Linked DNA regions of Homo sapiens: region 2 is linked to region 1. A link is a loop called in an ENCODE intact Hi-C map of the cell type or tissue named here. Cell type or tissue: mammary epithelial cell. All regions are shown on one strand. Each heading gives the region's core, and the rest is flanking DNA. Links, peaks and the distances in the headings are about the cores only. Region 1 holds the start of LOC124902605. Region 2 overlaps AP2A2 (adaptor related protein complex 2 subunit alpha 2).

Region 1 (8,313 bases), core at 14-8,013:
GGTGCTGTCGAGTCCGTGGACGAAGCCATGGGCAGGAACAGCAAGTCCACATTCAGAAAACTGCGAGGGCCTCCGTGACAGCTGACGACCTGTCCCTGTCCTGTCTGTGGAGGGCCGGCGAGGCAGGCGAGGACCCGTCCCTGGGGAATGGCACCATGAGGGGACCAGATTGCTGCCCCTGGAGTCGGCAGGGCACTTGTGCTGCAGGGCCGTGCAGAGCCCCCATCCCGCCACATCCCACCTTCCTCTTGGGCCCCTGGGGCCTGCCTGGCATGGCTGCTGAGTGACCGTGGGCGCTGACCTGTGACCGTCATGAACATACCACAGGCCACACTGGCTCTCCCGTCTTCTACATGCCTCCATGTCTTTCACACCTTGACACTTTTGAGGGGCTCTGGGCAGGTGTGTGTAGAACCTCCCCTTGTTGGGGACGTTGGATGTGTTCTTATGATTGAGATTGGAGTTATGCATTTTTGGCCAGGAAACTGCAGAAACCACATGCTCTTCTTTATTTTTGTTTTTATTTTATAGAGACAGGGTCTCACTCTGTTGCCCAGGTTGGAGTGCAGCGGTGCCATCACGGCTCCAGCCTGAGCCTGGAGTGGGGACAGGATGACGAGAGCCCACCGTGCATCCCAGCGACTCTCCAGGGCACACTCTGGCTGTGGCTCGGACACAGACACCCTGGGCCCCAGGGGAAGCCTCAGCTGCATTCTGAGCTCCCTTCTGAGGACAGAAGTCAGAGGACACCAAGACCCCTCCGGAGGTCCCCTAGGGTAGGTGTCGCTCAGACCCCTTCAGCCTCTAACCAGACAGGAGCTGGGGCCTGGGGTCCCCAGAGGAAAATGAGGGGTGACTAATGAGGCTCAGGAGACTGGGGTGGGGGCATCTGACGGGGATGCAACTGGCACCTGGCTTCAGGGGCATTCGCTGATCCACCTGGGGCACCCCGGATTGACCCTGGTCCTTCTTTCCCCTGGAGCAGCGTCAGGGAAGGAAAGGAGCTGCCCAGTCGGGCCACGCTAGATCCCAGCACACAGGCACGCAGTGAAGAAGCCAGGCCACTTCTCAGTTTTGTTATGAAGATCGTTTAGGGCCCATGGTCTTCCCTGAAAGGATCCGGGGAACCTCCAGGGACCTGTGGGCCATGTGGGAGAGCAGCTGAGACAATTTATCACCTGAGACAATTATTAGTATCACCAGGTGAATATCAATGCCTGGGTAGGGAGTTCCCCGGAGCAGGCAGGTGGGAGCTGGAGGAAATGCTGTCAGCATCGCCACCCTTGGCCCCTTCAGAGCTGAAATTGTTAGAAGAGGCCACTCCTGCCTTTCCTGACTATCAACTTCCTCTGTCCAAGATGGGGCTGGGCCCTGGAGGAGACTCACCTGGCCCAGTCCCAGCGCAGGTCAGACAGGCCCCCTGCACCTGTTCCCTGCCTTTTTGGGACCTCAGTTTCCCTGCCTGGTCCCCGGTGGCCTCTCCAGGCTTGCAGCCTGCTGCTGGATGGAGCTGGTTTCGAGGGGGGTGGACAGCAGGTGCGACCCCCAAGCCTGCAGAGGAGCTCGCAGGCAACGCACCAGCTCCTTCAAGGAACAAACAAAGGCTGTGGCTTCCCAGGAAGAGCCAACAGCTGCGGGCCAGGGCGGGGGGTGGGAGGGGAGATAGTCCACCAGGAGGCTCAGCCACCCACCCCGCAGCCTCGCCCTGACTGCGTTTATGGCCAGATCCTGTTGTGGGCGCAAGTCCAGCTCCACTGCCCTCCCTCCTGCTGGCATCTTCCAGGAACTGGCAGGGGCAGCAGGAACCTAGGGACCCAAGAGCCAGGAGACGGCCAGGATCAGCATTTGCTTCTCATTACCGGAGATGGAGGAAATGGGCAGCTTCTCCTGCTGTCCAGATTGTAGGACTGGGGCGGCATCATCAAGAGTGGAATGTGACGTCGTCCAGCTCCCCAGACTCGGCCCTCCCGGAGTCCAGGGCTGCCAGGCTGCCCTCTGGCCCGGGGGAAGTGCCTGGGGAGGATGAAGGAAGCCAGAGGGTGCTGGGGCCCGGTGCCCATGCATCTGTCCATCGCGTTCTGCAGGGAGCAGCCTCCCAGGGACCCCACTGCCTCCCGGATCCCCGGGGGAGGGGCAGATAGGGGCCAGGAGGATGTTTGCCAGGTGGCATCCGGTAGGAAGGTTAGGGTGAGGCTAGCGGTTAGGGATTAGGGCTTGGGGTGTAGGGTTGGGTCTAGGGTTAAGGTGTTGGGACTAAGGGGTTTGGGTGGAGGCTTGGGGTGAATTTAGGGCAGGGGTAGGCTGGGGTGAGGGTAATTTGGGGTGGTATGTTAGGGTCAGGACCCTGGGACCACGCTGGGTCTGACGCATTCAAGGGCACTTTGTCAGCCATCAAACGGGGCAAGACGCTCCACCTGGGTGACACAGAGCCGCACAGCCCTGCACCTGTACCTACACCTGGGGCCCCTCCTGTGCCCACAGGGCCTCCCCTGGTCAGCTGGGAGGGCTCTGCTAGCTGCCTCCTATCCCTAAGTGGACACAGTCCCTGGATCCTTCCCCCAGGGCTGGCCACACCCAGCTGACCACTCCCCCAACTCCCCTCTGGGCCCAGGCAGTCACCAAGGGGGTCAGCCGTCCTCAGTCCTCTCAGCCACGCAGGCCTGGGCCTCGGGTAGGGCTGCAGGACACACCTCCCCTACAGCTGGGCAGGTCCATGGTGTCCAGGCAGCCTGCCCTGGCCCGGCCCCAGGTGGTGCCTGGCATGCAGAGGACCGGAAGGCGGCAAGACCCCCGCTGCCAACGCCCCTCTCCGGCCCAGATAAGGTTCTGGGGAAGTCATTTCTTCCAGGCCCAGCTTCGGGAGGGTTGCAGTGTCCACACACATCTCCCCCTGCAGCTCAACCAGGCGCCACGGGAGGCACCCAAACAGCTGTGGGAACTGCAGGAAGGAGGGGAGGAGAGGGCGGGGAGTGGAGGAGGGAGGAGCTGCCCAGGCGTCCCCCGCGTAGGGGTGCAGGCTCCTGGGGATGCTGGGGACTCCAGGTCCTCACTGGCCCTTCCCGGCTGGCCCGCCTTTGCTCTGCATACAGCTGGCGCTCAGCAAAGCTTGCCGCTGCTGATGGACAATTCCATAGCTCACTCCAGCATATCTGTGCCCCAGGAGACGGTGCCCTCCTGGCCCCGGCCTGTGCCCTCTGTGGCCATTGAGGGCCCCGCCAGGCCTGCGGTCACAGGCGGGGCCAGTGCAGGGAGGAGGCCCTGACCACAGCAAAGGGGTCCGCAGCAGGGGAGGCACCAGCGTCCAAGTGCCCGTGCCCAGGGAGGTGCCACCTCTGACACGGACAGGGCTTCAGGCTTGGGACACAGGTGCCGGGGAAGCAGAAGGGAAAGGGAGGGGGCGGAACCCCGGCAGCAGGTCGGCTTGGTGACTGCACACCCCACGGGGGCAGTGGCTTACAGGGACCCACAGCCCAGGAGGGCCTCACCTTCGGCCCCTCCCAGCAGTAGCACCAACTGCCGTGGCCGCCCACACTACCCTCGTCCCGACGGCCACCCACACCAGGCCCTCCGTGGCCAGCACTCCTGTCATCCACATCCCCATCTTGCTGATAAGCGGGCGGTGAGGACACAGGAAACCCAGGCTGTCACCCGCCCAAGTCCGGAGCCAGGATGGGTCCCCCAGGTGGGAGAAGCCTGGTCTCACCCCCAGAGTGGCCCAGCCTGTCCCACAGCCAGGATCTAATGCCAGTCTCCCAAGGAGTGGGCACAGGGGGGTGTCTGGCCCCCCCTTATGGGGAGGGAACTCTCCATGGGGGGCCAGGAGCTGGGGAGCCTCAGGGGTCACAAGAAGCTGGTGGAGCCAGGGAGCCATGGCCACAGCGTGGGGGCAGGTGCCCCAGGAGGGGGAGGGGAGGGCATGGCCTTGGTTGCTACCAGCCCCCGCACTGGCATTCGGGCAGCATGGGGGCACATTTTGGGCCTGGGGGACTGTGCCATCGTGGCCAGGAGCACCTTGAGAAGCCAGGAGGGCTGGCCAGGGTGGGGCAGAGCAGAGCAGGGCAGGGACAATCTGCCCAGACGTCTCACCACCCCTCAGACACCCCCAGACTTGCCTGGGCCAGGATAAATACGCAGTCCTTGCCCCAAGGCCCAGAATTAGGTACGTGGGTACCTGCATGTCTGGCCGGGTCCCCTGCCTCTCTGTGCAGAATCCTGATGCCCCCTGGCAGGCCTAGGGGTTCAGCAGAAGCAGGTTGCAGCCCCCACACCCCTCTAATGGGCCACATAGAAGGTGGGCCAAGGGCAGTGGATGGGGGGCCTGGGACACAGCAGCTGGGACACTGCCCCAGGACCAGGGTCGGGTCCAGGAGTGGAGAACCCAGGGCAGTGACGGGGAGAGCAGACAGACCTGGGTTGAGATGGTGTCTGGGTGGGAGTCCAGGGGGCCGGGGGCCCAGCTTCCCAGGTGCCAGGGGAGCCCCCGCCCCTGAGTCCTTGGTGAGCTGAGTCTCCAGGGTGTGGTGCTCCCAGCATCCTAGCCAGGCCTTGTGGCTGCAGAGGGACAGAAACCAGGCCCAGCTTCCTGCTGGGGGGGTCACCTCTCCCCAGGGGTCCAGGACACCGCTGCATCTGAAAATGAGCAGGAAAGGGGTGCTCAGTGCAGCCTCAGGGCCTTGGGGACCCCCTTGGATCTTGCCAGCTCCCGAAATGCAGAGAGAGAGTCGGGCAGTGGGGCCAGGGCTACAGCCCCCATGTCTCCTCAACGTCTGCCTGGCTCTGTCTACCTCAGGGAACCAGGGCTCCTCATACCGGACCTGGCCTCTACCCGCCCAGGGCGCTTGGAGCAAAGACTGTGGTCCCAGGTTCCCCGACAGTGGAAGCTTCCCTGCCCAGCCCAAGCCGTCTGCAGCCAGACCAGAGGCTGGTGTGGCACCATGGAAGGTTCCGGAGGGCGAGAGCCGTGATGCTGTAGCCCGCCAGCAGGTGGCACCTGGCACCCGCACCACAGCCCGGAGGAGGGCTGGGCAAGGCGTGTGCTCAGGGCCGTGTGGCCCAGGTGTGTGCCTGCGTGTGCCTGCATGTTGGCAAGTCCGGTGCCCGGGTGGCTCTCAGGCATCTTGGGGAGAACAGTCAGCCCACAGCCGGGCCAGAGCCCTCTGGCCCCATTGATGGGAGGCTCTGGGACAGACAGCACTGAGAAGGGAGAGAAGCTGGGCAGGTGGGGCAGGTGGGGCCACCGGGCAGGCGTGAGGGTGACCCTGCCAAGTGGCACAGGGACGATCTGAGTCCTGCAGGGCCCGGCAGCGCCTGAATAATGGGAGAAGCTGTGTGAGCCGTGCACGGGCGGGACAGCAAGGCGGGCGGGCGTGGGTCCTGTACACACGGGTGTGGGTGTGGCTGAGCGACCACTCGCCCTCTCACATCCCCTGCAGTGAGCGTGGGGGCACTGGCCCCTCATTTCCCAGCCCCGCTGGGCCCACCTCCTGCCTGGCCCTCCCAGGGACTGACGTGTGGCCACCTACCCCTCGAACCGCAGGGGTTGCCTGTCCCCGCCTCTGTCCCTGCACCTCAGGCCCATCCCCGCCCTTGTCCCCGCACCTCGGGCCTGTCCCCGCCTTTGTCCCCGCAACTCAGACCTTTGGTGACACCTGTGGGCTCAGGCGCCACATGGGGCCCAGGACACTGGGGCCGCAGCACATCGGGGAGGGGAGGCTGCAGTCTGGGCCCAAGGGCATCCAGCCTCTCCACTCCCTCCCCGGTGACCTTGGGCAGGCTGCCCCCTCTCTGTGCCTGTTTCCTCATCTACGTGGGTACAGAACCCGTCTCCACCTGCAGTAAATCCAGTGATGGCGGGAGTGTCCCGCCAGCTGCACTCTAGGACCCGTTCGCTACAAGGATTGCACTGGGGGATGCCCTGTCCCCAGCTGGCCCGGCTCTGTCATGGCCTGGACCCTCCCTGCCTGGGCACGTCTGACCCAGAGAGAGGGAAGGCCACCAGGGCAACCCCAGAGGCCTGTCCAGCTCAGAGCCAGCCCCTCCTGCACCAGGGTCCCCTGAGATTCACCCTGACAGGCAGCAGGAAGGCAGGGTGCCTGGTGGCCTCCTTCCCCCAGGGATCTGGGGAGGGTCTGGGCTGGGCTCTTCTTTGACAGGCCGCCCGGGCCCCACCTCAGGCCTGGAGGAAAGTGGAGGGGTCCACACCGTGGCCGACCCTGGGACTGGAGACACATGGGCACCAGGACACGCGAGGCCCATGGGGGCCAGGGAAGTCCCCAGAATCCCCACTCACCACTCTGGGGTGGGAAGAGGCAGGGCCAGCCTGTCGACATGCATCTCCTGCTGTCCAGAGAATGCTCCCGACGTCCCCATTTTCCTACAGAAGAGGACATCCTTGCTGGGAAGCCGGTGGCTGCAGCCAGTCAATGGTGACTCCCAGAAGGTTCCAGGCCCCGCCCAGCCAGAACCCCAGAGCCAGACCTGGGGCCACAGGGCATGACGCAGCTCTGCCTATACAGGGACAGGCAGCTGCCCACGGCCATGGGCACAGGCTTTGAGGAAGCGACAAGGCTCTTGCACCAGCAGATTAAAATGCTGCCAAGCGGAAGAGTCTGTCAAAGCTCTCAAGGAGCAGCTGGTTCAGGGCCAGCAGGTGCTGGGGTGGTAGGGGGGCCCCTTGGCTGCTGTGACGGTGCCTGTCCCTGGCTCCCAGCCCGGGAGCCCCAGCAGTGCCTTGTACAGCCGGCCCAGACATGCAAAGGGCCAGAGCCCGGCACGCGGCAGTGTTGACTGTCATCATTGTTATTGCCATCATCATCATCATCATCATCATTGCTATTATTATATTATCATCAGGAAACTCACCTACATTCTGCAGGCTGTGGGTGAGGCCAAGGAGCAGAGGGCTGGGGGTTGATGTGGGCCGGCAAGGTCCAGGCCAGGAGGGTTCATCCCAGGGATGCCAAGACCCAGCAGAAGGTTAGCAGGGGAGGAGAGACCCTTACCCCAGGGTGACCCCACGGCGGGGGCTGCATGTGGGCACCAACTGGAGGCCTGCGGGAGGCAGGTGTGGCTCGGAGGCTCTTTGGCAAGGTGGGAGCCGGGGGTCCCTTAAGAAGTCCACCTTAAGAGGTCCTCCAGAGTGACCCAGGGAGAACCATTCTCCAACCCACCCACTCCTGGATCTCAGGCTCCCAGGACGCAGAGAGACTCTGAGCCATCTCCCGGGTTGTGCTGCTTGGTTATGGTGGCCCCAGGAAAGCGAATCAAGAGTTGCAGCAATGCTGCCCAGCCCCACGAGCAGGGAAACCAGAGCCAGGAGGTGGCGATAGGGACTGCGGGTGGGTGGACCGCGGGGCTGGGGTGTGTTCTCTTCCTGCTACTCTTCTACATTTTTCCAGGTTTTATTTAGTGACTATGTTCCACTCTGTATTAAAGTATCAAGATTCCATTTCATCAAGGACTAGCATTTTTAGCAAAGAGAGTAGCAGAGGCCAGGATTTAGCAACTAAAAAACTCCAGGAAATATGGGAAACAACATCTGTCAAGACGGTGGACATCAGGCGACGAAGAGAGTGGTCCCAGAGAGACAGCGGGTCCCTCCAACCTGGCTGCTATCCGGAAACGCCATGGCCTGAGCGGCATAAAAGCAACAGACACGCATCTCCACGGCTGCAGAGGACGGGACGTTCAAGATCCACACTCTGGCAGATTCGATGTCTGGTGAGGCCACTCCCTGGTTCACGGACGGCACCTTCCCACTGGGTCCCCTTCGCCTCTGGTAGAAGGGGTGGGAGAGCTCTCTGAGGTCTCTTTTTTTTTTTTTTCGAGACAGGGTCTCACTCTGTCACCCAGGCTGGAGTGCAGTAGCACAATCTCGGTTCACTGCAAGCTCACTTCCCAGGTTCGAGTGATTCTCCGCCTCAGCCTCCCGAGTAGCCGAGATTACAGGCGCCCACCACCATGCCCAGCTAATTTTCATATTTTTAGTAGAGACAGGGTTTCTCCATGCTGGCCAGGCTCATCTCGAACTCCTGAACTCAGGTGATCCACCTGCCTCGGCCTCCCAAAGTGCTGGGATTACAGGCGTGAGCCACCGCGCCCGGCTCTGGGATCTCTCCTGTAAGGACACTAACCCCATTCTTGAGGGCTCTGCCACCTCCCCAAGTCCCCACCTCCTAATATCGTCACCTTGGGCACCAGGATTTCAACACAGGAACCGGAGGGTGGGGAAGACACAAACGTTCAGTCCATGGCAGACAGGAAACAGCCCTAAACTGCCCAGGTCACCGCCTGAGGGTTTCCAGGACAAGGGGC
Region 2 (8,313 bases), core at 264-8,263, 74 kb after region 1:
GAGAACCGCTTGAACCTGGGAGGCAGAGATTATGGTGAGCCGAGATCGTACCACTGCACTCCAACCTGGGCACCAAGAGCGAGACCCTATCTCAAAAAAAAAAAAAAAGTTTCCCACAAAGAAAACTGCAAGTTCAAATGTTTTTACCAGTTAATGATAAAAACTGTTTGACAAACTAGATAGAGAAAGGAACTTCTTTAATGTGAAGAGTACCAACGACAACAACAAAATTCTAAAGCAGACATCATACTTAATGGTGAAATATTCAACACAAAAAACGGACAACCCAGGGTAAAAATGGGTAAAAGACTCAGGCACTTCACAAAACAAGACACCCAAACAGCCAATCAACATGCAAAGTTGCTCAACCTCATTGATAATCTGGAAAATGTAGATTTAAATCTCAAAGAGGCCGGGTGCGGTGGCTCACGCCTATAATTCCAGCAGTTTGGGAGGCCAAAGCAGGAAGATTGCTTGAGGTCAGGAGTTCAAGACCAGCCTGGCCAACATGGTGAAACCTCATCTCTGCTAAAAATACAAAAATTAGCCAGGCTTGGTGGTGGGTGCCTGTAATCCCAGCTACTCTGGAGGCTGAGGCAGGAGAATCCCTTGAATCCAGGAGACAGAGGTGGCAGTGAGCTGAGACTGCACCACTGCACTCTAGCCTGGGCGACAAAGTGAGACTCTGTCTCAAAAGAAAAAAATAAAAAATAAATCACAGAGCTCCCACTATACACCCAGATGACTAAAACCCAAGAGACTAGCACTACGCGTGCCGCGCCCGCGCCTCCTGCTGCCGCTGTGAGAGCCGTGTGCACGGCAGGGGAAGCTGGTCTGGCAACGCCAGTCTCCTCAGGTTCAGGAGCCGCGGCCCCAGCTGAGCCATCTCGTGCACATGGAAACCAAGGGACATCCAAGACTGCTCATGCTGGAGGATTCACAGCAGCCTCAGAGGGCAAGGAGCTAAGTGTTCAACAGGACAGCAGGTAAACTGCAGCGGACAATTCACACAACCAATTCTATGAAGCATCAAACATGAATGTATAACAGCTGCACACAAAACAAAAATTTTACCATGTTGAGCAAAACAAAAGAATGTGTGCTGCAGGTCCATCTGCATCAAACTCAGAACAGGAAGCTGAATGGCAGGCTTTAGCGTGCACGCCAGATGGTGGGTCCACGAAGCACCAGCCACGCTTCCCCAGTGGGGGACACGGGGCCACTGGGTGCCCCTCCTCCACCCACATGGTGTTGGGTGCTCACTCACACCATGGGAACAGGGAGCTGTGCTTCTGTACAGACAGGACAGTTCTCAACAAGAAGGCTGACAGAGAAGCCAAGTTGGTTTTCATCCCTGAATTTATAAACTGATCAAATACCTTGCATTCTACAAATAAGCTAATAAATAAATAACTAAGACAAAACCCACCCTGACTTCTGCTCCCCCACGAACAGACTTACTCTGCTTAGCCTAGAGACAGCCAGAGACACGGAGGTTTTAAACTCTTCTGGGTTCTTCTGTGCTAAAGTGGTGATCAGACTTGTGGCTGCAGTTACCACACCCTGAAAGAAAACACACACACAAGAGTCAGAACACTTGAAGCTAACCACTTGTGTTCACTCATCTTCCAAAGAAAACCTTAAACCAACCAGCAGCACAGTGGCAGCCCACAGCCACCTCGGCCTCAGGCCTACTCCGAGAAACCTACAATGTTCTCCCAGATGGCACATGCAGATTTTCTTTTTCCAGCTTCTCCTTAAAAACTGGGAAGTTCCGTCATGCTTAGCCCAGATCCCTGCCAGCATCGAAGAGCCAGAGGGCCACGTCCAGCCATGCAGGTCAAGCATGTGGGCTGCACACGCCACCTTGCCTGCTGCCCTCTCCTGGCCTGGCCTCCACCGTCATCTGCACTTGCTGCCTCTGGTTTAATAACGCATGTTCACTGTAGAGGGAGACGCTACCTTTACACTGATCTGAATCTTTACAACCCAGAAGTGAGACTATAGAAAAGAGCAACTGGAGAAGTCCTTTTCCATTCTCCTTTTTGGAAAGTGGCCCTGGCAGTCACTCAACCACCATAGGCTGGATGAGGCCACTAGGCCCAGCACGCGAGTCCTCCCTCCCCGCTCCTCCTGGCCCTCAGTGAGAACAGATTCAGATCCCAGGGCACAAGCAGTCCTCCCCAAAGCACCGGGCAGCCTGTCACCGCTCCAGGACACGGCACCGGGCAGCCTGTCACCGCTCCAGGACACGGCACCGGGCACCCTGTCACCGCTCCAGGACACGGCACCGGGCACCCTGTCACCGCTCCAGGACACGGCACCGGGCAGCCTGTCACCGCTCCAGGACACGGCACCGGGCACCCTGTCACCGCTCCAGGACACGGCACCGGGCAGCCTGTCACCGCTCCAGGACACGGCACCGGGCAGCCTGTCACCGCTCCAGGACACGGCACCGGGCAGCCTGTCACCGCTCCAGGACACGGCACCGGGCAGCCTGTCACCGCTCCAGGACACGGCACCGGGCAGCCTGTCACCGCTCCAGGACACGGCACCGGGCAGCCTGTCACCGCTCCAGGACACGGCACCGGGCAGCCTGTCACCGCTCCAGGACACGGCACCGGGCAGCCTGTCACCGCTCCAGGACACGGCACCGGGCAGCCTGTCACCGCTCCAGGACACGGCACCGGGCAGCCTGTCACCGCTCCAGGACACGGCACCGGGCAGCCTGTCACCGCTCCAGGACAGCCACTAGGGAATCAGTCACTCAGACCTCTTGAAAAAAGACTTTAATTATATAAAGACATTCTCCCATAAATTTTTTTAAAAAATATAAAATAAATGATACCTATTCACTCTGAAGATGTAAACAGTGAGCTCAGGAAGTGTCTACTTGCGTGGGCACGGTGGCTTATGCTGTAATCCCAGCACTTTGGGAGGCCGAAGCAGGCGGATCCCCTGAGGTCAGGAGCTCAAGACCAGCCTGGCCAACACGGTGAAACCCCATCTCTACTAAAAATACAAATATTATCCAGGCGTGGTGGCACTCGCCTCGCCTGTAATCCCAGCTACTCGGGAAGCTGAGGCAGGACAATCGCCTGAACCCAGGAGGCAGAGGTTGCAGTGAGCTGAGATCGCGCCACTGCACTCCAGCCTGGGTGACAGAGCAAGCCTCTGTCTGAAAGGAAATGTCTACTTGAATGACTGATGCAATCCCCCCACCACTCGCCCTGTGCCACGGCTCCTCAGCCAGGCTGGGGTGCACCTACTATAGCACGGCACTCTCCCCAGAGACCTGCTGTGCCTGTGCCCTCAGCTTTCCAAGGAAAATGTGAAAGCTGTAAGAAAGAAATTGGTCTGATTGGTCTTCTTCCTGTATTTCTCGGTGAGCAAAGTGCTAACGGATTTTGCCATGTCCAATAAAGAACTTGTAAGAAACTGCAGGTCTGTAACTTCCATGAGGGCAGAGTCATTCCCCACGGGGCTCCTGAATGTTCACGGTGTGTTCCCCCAGGAAACACGCATCTAGAATGCCCCCTGCAACAGGCTGACAGGCGCGGAGCTCAGCCTCTCATTTAGGACGTCCTCCCCCTGCACTGAGACTGTAAGAGGCCTCTCGAGGGGCACACTCAGGCCCGCGACACGTGGCCCCACCCCTGTGGTGGCAGCTGGTGCCAAAGCGACCTCCGTGTCTCCTCAGTGGCCTCCAGCCCTTGGCCCAGCCCCCCAACCCTTCTCCCCATGGTGTCTCCTGTCCTTGTCCACTCCAACCTGTCTGCTCCATCAGGCCACCCTCAGGCTACAGACCCAAGGCTCGGCACGGTGCCCATGCAGCACTCGGGCCAAATCACCTCCCTCCCCACCACCCAACTCCGGGCGCAGGCCTGACCGCCGACCTTCTGACCCTCACCCACCTGGTCCCGCCCACGCTTCCTGTCCCACTCCACAAGACCTCCCTGAAGGACACATGGGGGAGCTCACTCACTCTAGGTGAGCAAATGACACCTTTCTTGGGGGCTCCTGACTTGAGACCAGAGAAGCCAAGCCTCAGGCCTTCGCTGTCAGAGGTGGAAGGCATTTGACAAAAGCCATGGCCACACAAAAGACAGCTGCCAGGGGTGCAGGTGCGCAAGCTGGGAGAGCTAAGGAGGGAAAGTACTGGGCAGCAGGGAGCCCACCCTGGGGTTGGCTGTGGCGTCCCTTCAGGATGAGTTTCCGTTGCCTATAACCAAGAATATGCTGACTCAAGTGCCTGGTGAAATAAAGCCAGATGCATAAAAATACAAAAAGCAAACCAAGTAGCTGGCGTCACAGAATCATAAAGTATCCAAGGAGAGGTGCCCTTGTGGCCATCTGAGGCAAGGCCCTGCCACCCTGAAAAGCACTCAGGGTGACCCTGCGGCTGCATGGCCATGGAAACTTCCTGCCAAGGCAGGAGCAATGACAGCAGTCCCGGCCAGTCCCACAGAGCGTGCACAGATCCTGTCTGCAGAAGGCCCAGGGGAAAGCAGGCAGCCCCGGTCCCTCAGCAGCCCAGTGACCGGCTGCCATGTGCAGCAGGAGCCCGGGGCCTGCCTCCCTGACCAGGCCCTGCCGACTCACAGCTCCCACATAGCTGCTTCACCCGCACACTCTCTGACGCCCAAGACCCCAACACGCCAACTCTGGGTACAGGCCTGGGGCTGTCAGAGGGCATTTCCTCTTTCCCAGCTTCGGCCTCCTTGACTGCAAAGCGGGAAAATCCCATGACCTCCCACGGTCCACGGGATGGTGGACGACAGCCTCCAGCAGCACCGTCTGAAAGGCTCCCCCGCCAGGATGGGGCTCACGGCAACATGGGAAAGTGGCATTCTCGGCCCTCTATCCTGGATCCTTGTGAACGCGTGACCGGCCCACATGCCTCTCCACGCAGCAGGAAATACTTCCACTCCTGCCAACTCTCACCCTCTCATTCATAGAGCAGAGTTCAGGCAGGACAAGCACATTCTGCCCACATCCACCCCTGCTGGATGCGGTGGACGGCTCTGTGACCCTCAAGCCCCTGAGGCTCACACACTAGCACAGCCCCTCCCCCACACGTGCCTCTCACAGCACCTGAACACACATCACCAAATCGCTGGAAACCTCCACCCTTGGTGTATGCCTATACCATGGGGGCCTGGCCCGTGGAGTAGGCACGAGGATTAGTAAGACTGCACGTTAGAGCCTAGATGAGGGCACAGGCAGCCGGGACACCAGGCAGGAGCTCCGCATACTAGATAGGTGTTTCCAGGAGACACGTGTCTCAGCTGGGGGTGTCTGCAGAGCCTCTGTGCTACCCGAGGGCTTCAGCCAATGCCTGGCCACAGGATGAGCAGAGGCGGAGTCTTACTCATCCAGCCCCAGGAAGGGCCCCCGTGGCCTCAGCACGCAGCCACAGCAGCCCCTGTGACAGCCTCTCCTGGGCATCCCGAGAAGGCGCACCATGGTGTCTTCACAACGGCCATCCCAAAGGTCACCTGGGGGAGCGGGGAGAACCAAAGCCAAGGGTGCTTACCAAGTGCTGGTCATTGAGCAGGTGCACCACTCGGGATGTCCAGTCGCCCATGGGGACAAGATCGGGGGACGTCCTGTACAGGCGCAGCAAGCACAGGGCCGCGCTCTGCTTCACGCTGTCCATAGTGTCTCTGAAAGACAGACGTCAAGAGTCACTCGCAACAGGCTGAAGACAGCGCAGAGCTGCACGGAGCACCCCCCCAGAGCCAGCAGGAGACGCGGGGGTGGGGCTGGCGCAGGGGCCAAGACAGCACTCAGGGCCGCCTGCCGAGGCCGCCTAGGGGGCAGCAGCAGTGTTCTCAGCATACATGGGCCCTGCTCCAAAGGTCTCCCTGCCAACCTTCTCACCACCAAAACCACCAGCCGACCACATGCAGCTCACATTGCTCATTTGTTGTTTGAACAATAGCTTTCTTGTTGTTGTTGTTACAACTTAATAATCCACAATCACAACAGAAATGCTTGGAGGGCCCTGCACCGCCATGGAGCTCCACATCTGCTTGATGATCTTCCCCTGCCCCACGCCCACCCTCACCCCACCACGCCCCACCCTGAACAGTGGGCTGGGCCACACATGCCCTTGCCCCTGGAGCAAAGGGCTTCGGGTCCCTACAGACACGGTGGGAAGGGAGCCGGCCATGGCTCTCCTGCTCTGCTGCCAACATGCTTGTCCAGGGCACAGACGTGTTCCATGCTCCGCTTATCCCCCTTCGCCCTCCTGCCACCAGATTCTGCTAAGCAGCTGGGAAGGCAACAGGGACCCTGGGGTGGACGCTGTGGAGGCACAGCTGAAAAAGGGCCAGTCTCTTCTCCAAGCGCTTAACAGAATCAGCTGGAATCTGCTGCCCCACATGGAAGGCAGAAAAGGGTATAGGGACTACCTGTACCATTTACCTTTTGGCTTTTTTATTCCTAAATCTCCCCCTATACTATTCCAAAAAATTACTTTGAATAAAAAATTCCCCTTCTGGGTGCCAACGCCCCTGCAAGGAGGAGTAGGTATTGTGTCCCTCTTCCGGCCCACCCCATCCTCACCAGATCAGCCCAGAGCAGCAACCGCACACACACCCTGCCATGCGTCCATGTGGATGTGTGGTCGAGGCCACGTCAGGGGTGTGTTCCAGGCGCCAGCAGGGCTGTCCTTGCCAGGCGGCTTCAGGACCCCATGACTGGGCCCCCAGCAGTCCTTCAACATAGAAGAGCCAACCAGGTTCCATGCTTGTGGCTACAAATGCCGACACACGAGGGCGCCCAGCATGCCACACTCCTCAGAGAGGAGGAGGATCCGCCTCCTCTTTTAGGCAGAAGAACACAGTCTAAATCATCAGCTCACACCAAGGGGACGGGGGCCCCACCACTACTCTCCGGTGTCAGCTCACACGAGGGAGACCGAGGACCCCACCATTACTTTCCAGCATCTGCTCACACAAGGGAGACAGAGGACCCCACCGCCACTCTCCGACGTCGGCTCACACGAGGGAGACCAAGGATCCCACAGCTACTCGCCGACGTCGGCTCACACGAGGGAGACCGAGGACCCCACCGCTACTCTCCGAGGTCGGCTCACACGAGGGAGACCGAGGACCCCACCGCTACTCTCCGACGTCGGCTCACACGAGGGAGACCGAGGACCCCACCGCTACTCTCCGACGTCGGCTCACACGAGGGAGACCGAGGACCCCACTGCTACTCACTAATGTCGGCTCGTAAGAGGGAGACCGAGGACCCCACCACTACTCTCCGATGTCGGCTCACACGAGGGAGACCGAGGACCCCACCGCTACTCTCCGACGTCGGCTCACACAAGGGAGACCGAGGACCCCACTGCTACTCACTAATGTCGGCTCGTAAGAGGGAGACCGAGGACCCCACCACTACTCTCCGACGTCAGCTCACACGAGGGAGACCGAGGACCCCACTGCTACTCTCCGATGTCGGCTCACACGAGGGATACCGAGGACCCTACAGCTACTCGCTAATGTCGGCTCACACGAGGGAGACCGAGGACCCCACGGCTACTCTGCACCTCCACGGGTTCTCTTTCCACCAACTCCGTCCATCCCAGCAGAGACACCACCCCACTCTTCTGCCTTGGCCGCTGCCTCCCGTCCCTACCTCTGGCCCTAGGAATGACCTGACCTCCTCAGCACCTACTCTGTCCTTCCATTTCTAGGTGACACACACACCAGCAGTCCTCCAATGACAGCACCTCCTTCCCGAGCATGTTTTTGTTTTTGTTTTTGAGACAGAGTCTCGCTCTTTCGCCAGGCTGGAGTACAGTGGAGCAATCTCGGCTCACTGCAACCTCCGCCTCCCGGGTTCAAGCGATTCTCCTGCCTCAGCCTCCTGAGTAACTGGGACTACAGGAGGGCGCCACCATGCCCAGCTAATTTTTCTGGTTTTAGTAGAGACGGGGTTTCACCATGTTGGCCAGGATGGTCTCGAGCTCTTGAACTCATGATCTGCCCGTCTCAGCCTCCCAAAGTACTGGGATTACAGGCATGAGCCACCATGCCCAGCTTTCTTTTTTTTTTTTTTTTTTTGAGACAGAGTCTTATTCTGTTGCCCAGGCTGGTGTGTAGTGGTGCAATCTCCAACTTACTGCAGCCTCCGCCTCCTGGGTTCAAGCGATTCTCCTGCCTCAAGCCTTCTGAGTAGCTGGGACTACAGGTGAGCACCACCACACCCAGCTAATTTTTGTATTTTTAGTAGAGACGGGGTTTCGCCATGTTGGCCGGGCTGGTCTCAAACTCCTGACCTCAGGCCCGCCCACCTTGG

What was found. Hi-C counts contacts between places; a loop is a spot of excess contacts. Peaks named below come from ENCODE experiments on the same cell type or tissue, not always from the same donor. Only the 100,000 strongest peaks of a DNase experiment are listed, where the experiment ranks them.
Region 2: it touches region 1 in a loop (4-fold over the local background); 3 of 110 quality-filtered maps call a loop at or near these places.

Annotation. Positions count from the first base shown.
Region 1 is chr11:1,047,939-1,056,251 of GRCh38, reverse strand. LOC124902605 reads right to left here and starts at 6,560. Exons shown (of 4, transcript XM_047427955.1): 1 at 6,478-6,560; 2 at 6,290-6,373; 3 at 4,409-4,629; 4 at 1-2,013. The coding sequence starts at 471. It overlaps LINC02688 (long intergenic non-protein coding RNA 2688), which reads right to left and starts at 6,372. Exons shown (of 4, transcript NR_160890.1): 1 at 6,290-6,372; 2 at 4,409-4,629; 3 at 1,860-2,013; 4 at 488-1,138. In mammary epithelial cell, for the core only: a CTCF peak has its summit at 4,986 (motif pointing right); a DNase peak (open chromatin) is centred at 5,021.
Region 2 is chr11:974,448-982,760 of GRCh38, reverse strand. AP2A2 (adaptor related protein complex 2 subunit alpha 2) reads right to left here. Exons shown (of 22, transcript NM_012305.4): 5 at 5,537-5,666; 6 at 1,462-1,563. Among named protein-coding and RNA genes, the nearest start is that of AP2A2, 53 kb to the right of the region's middle. In mammary epithelial cell, for the core only: no CTCF peak of the experiment used is centred there; no DNase peak of the experiment used is centred there.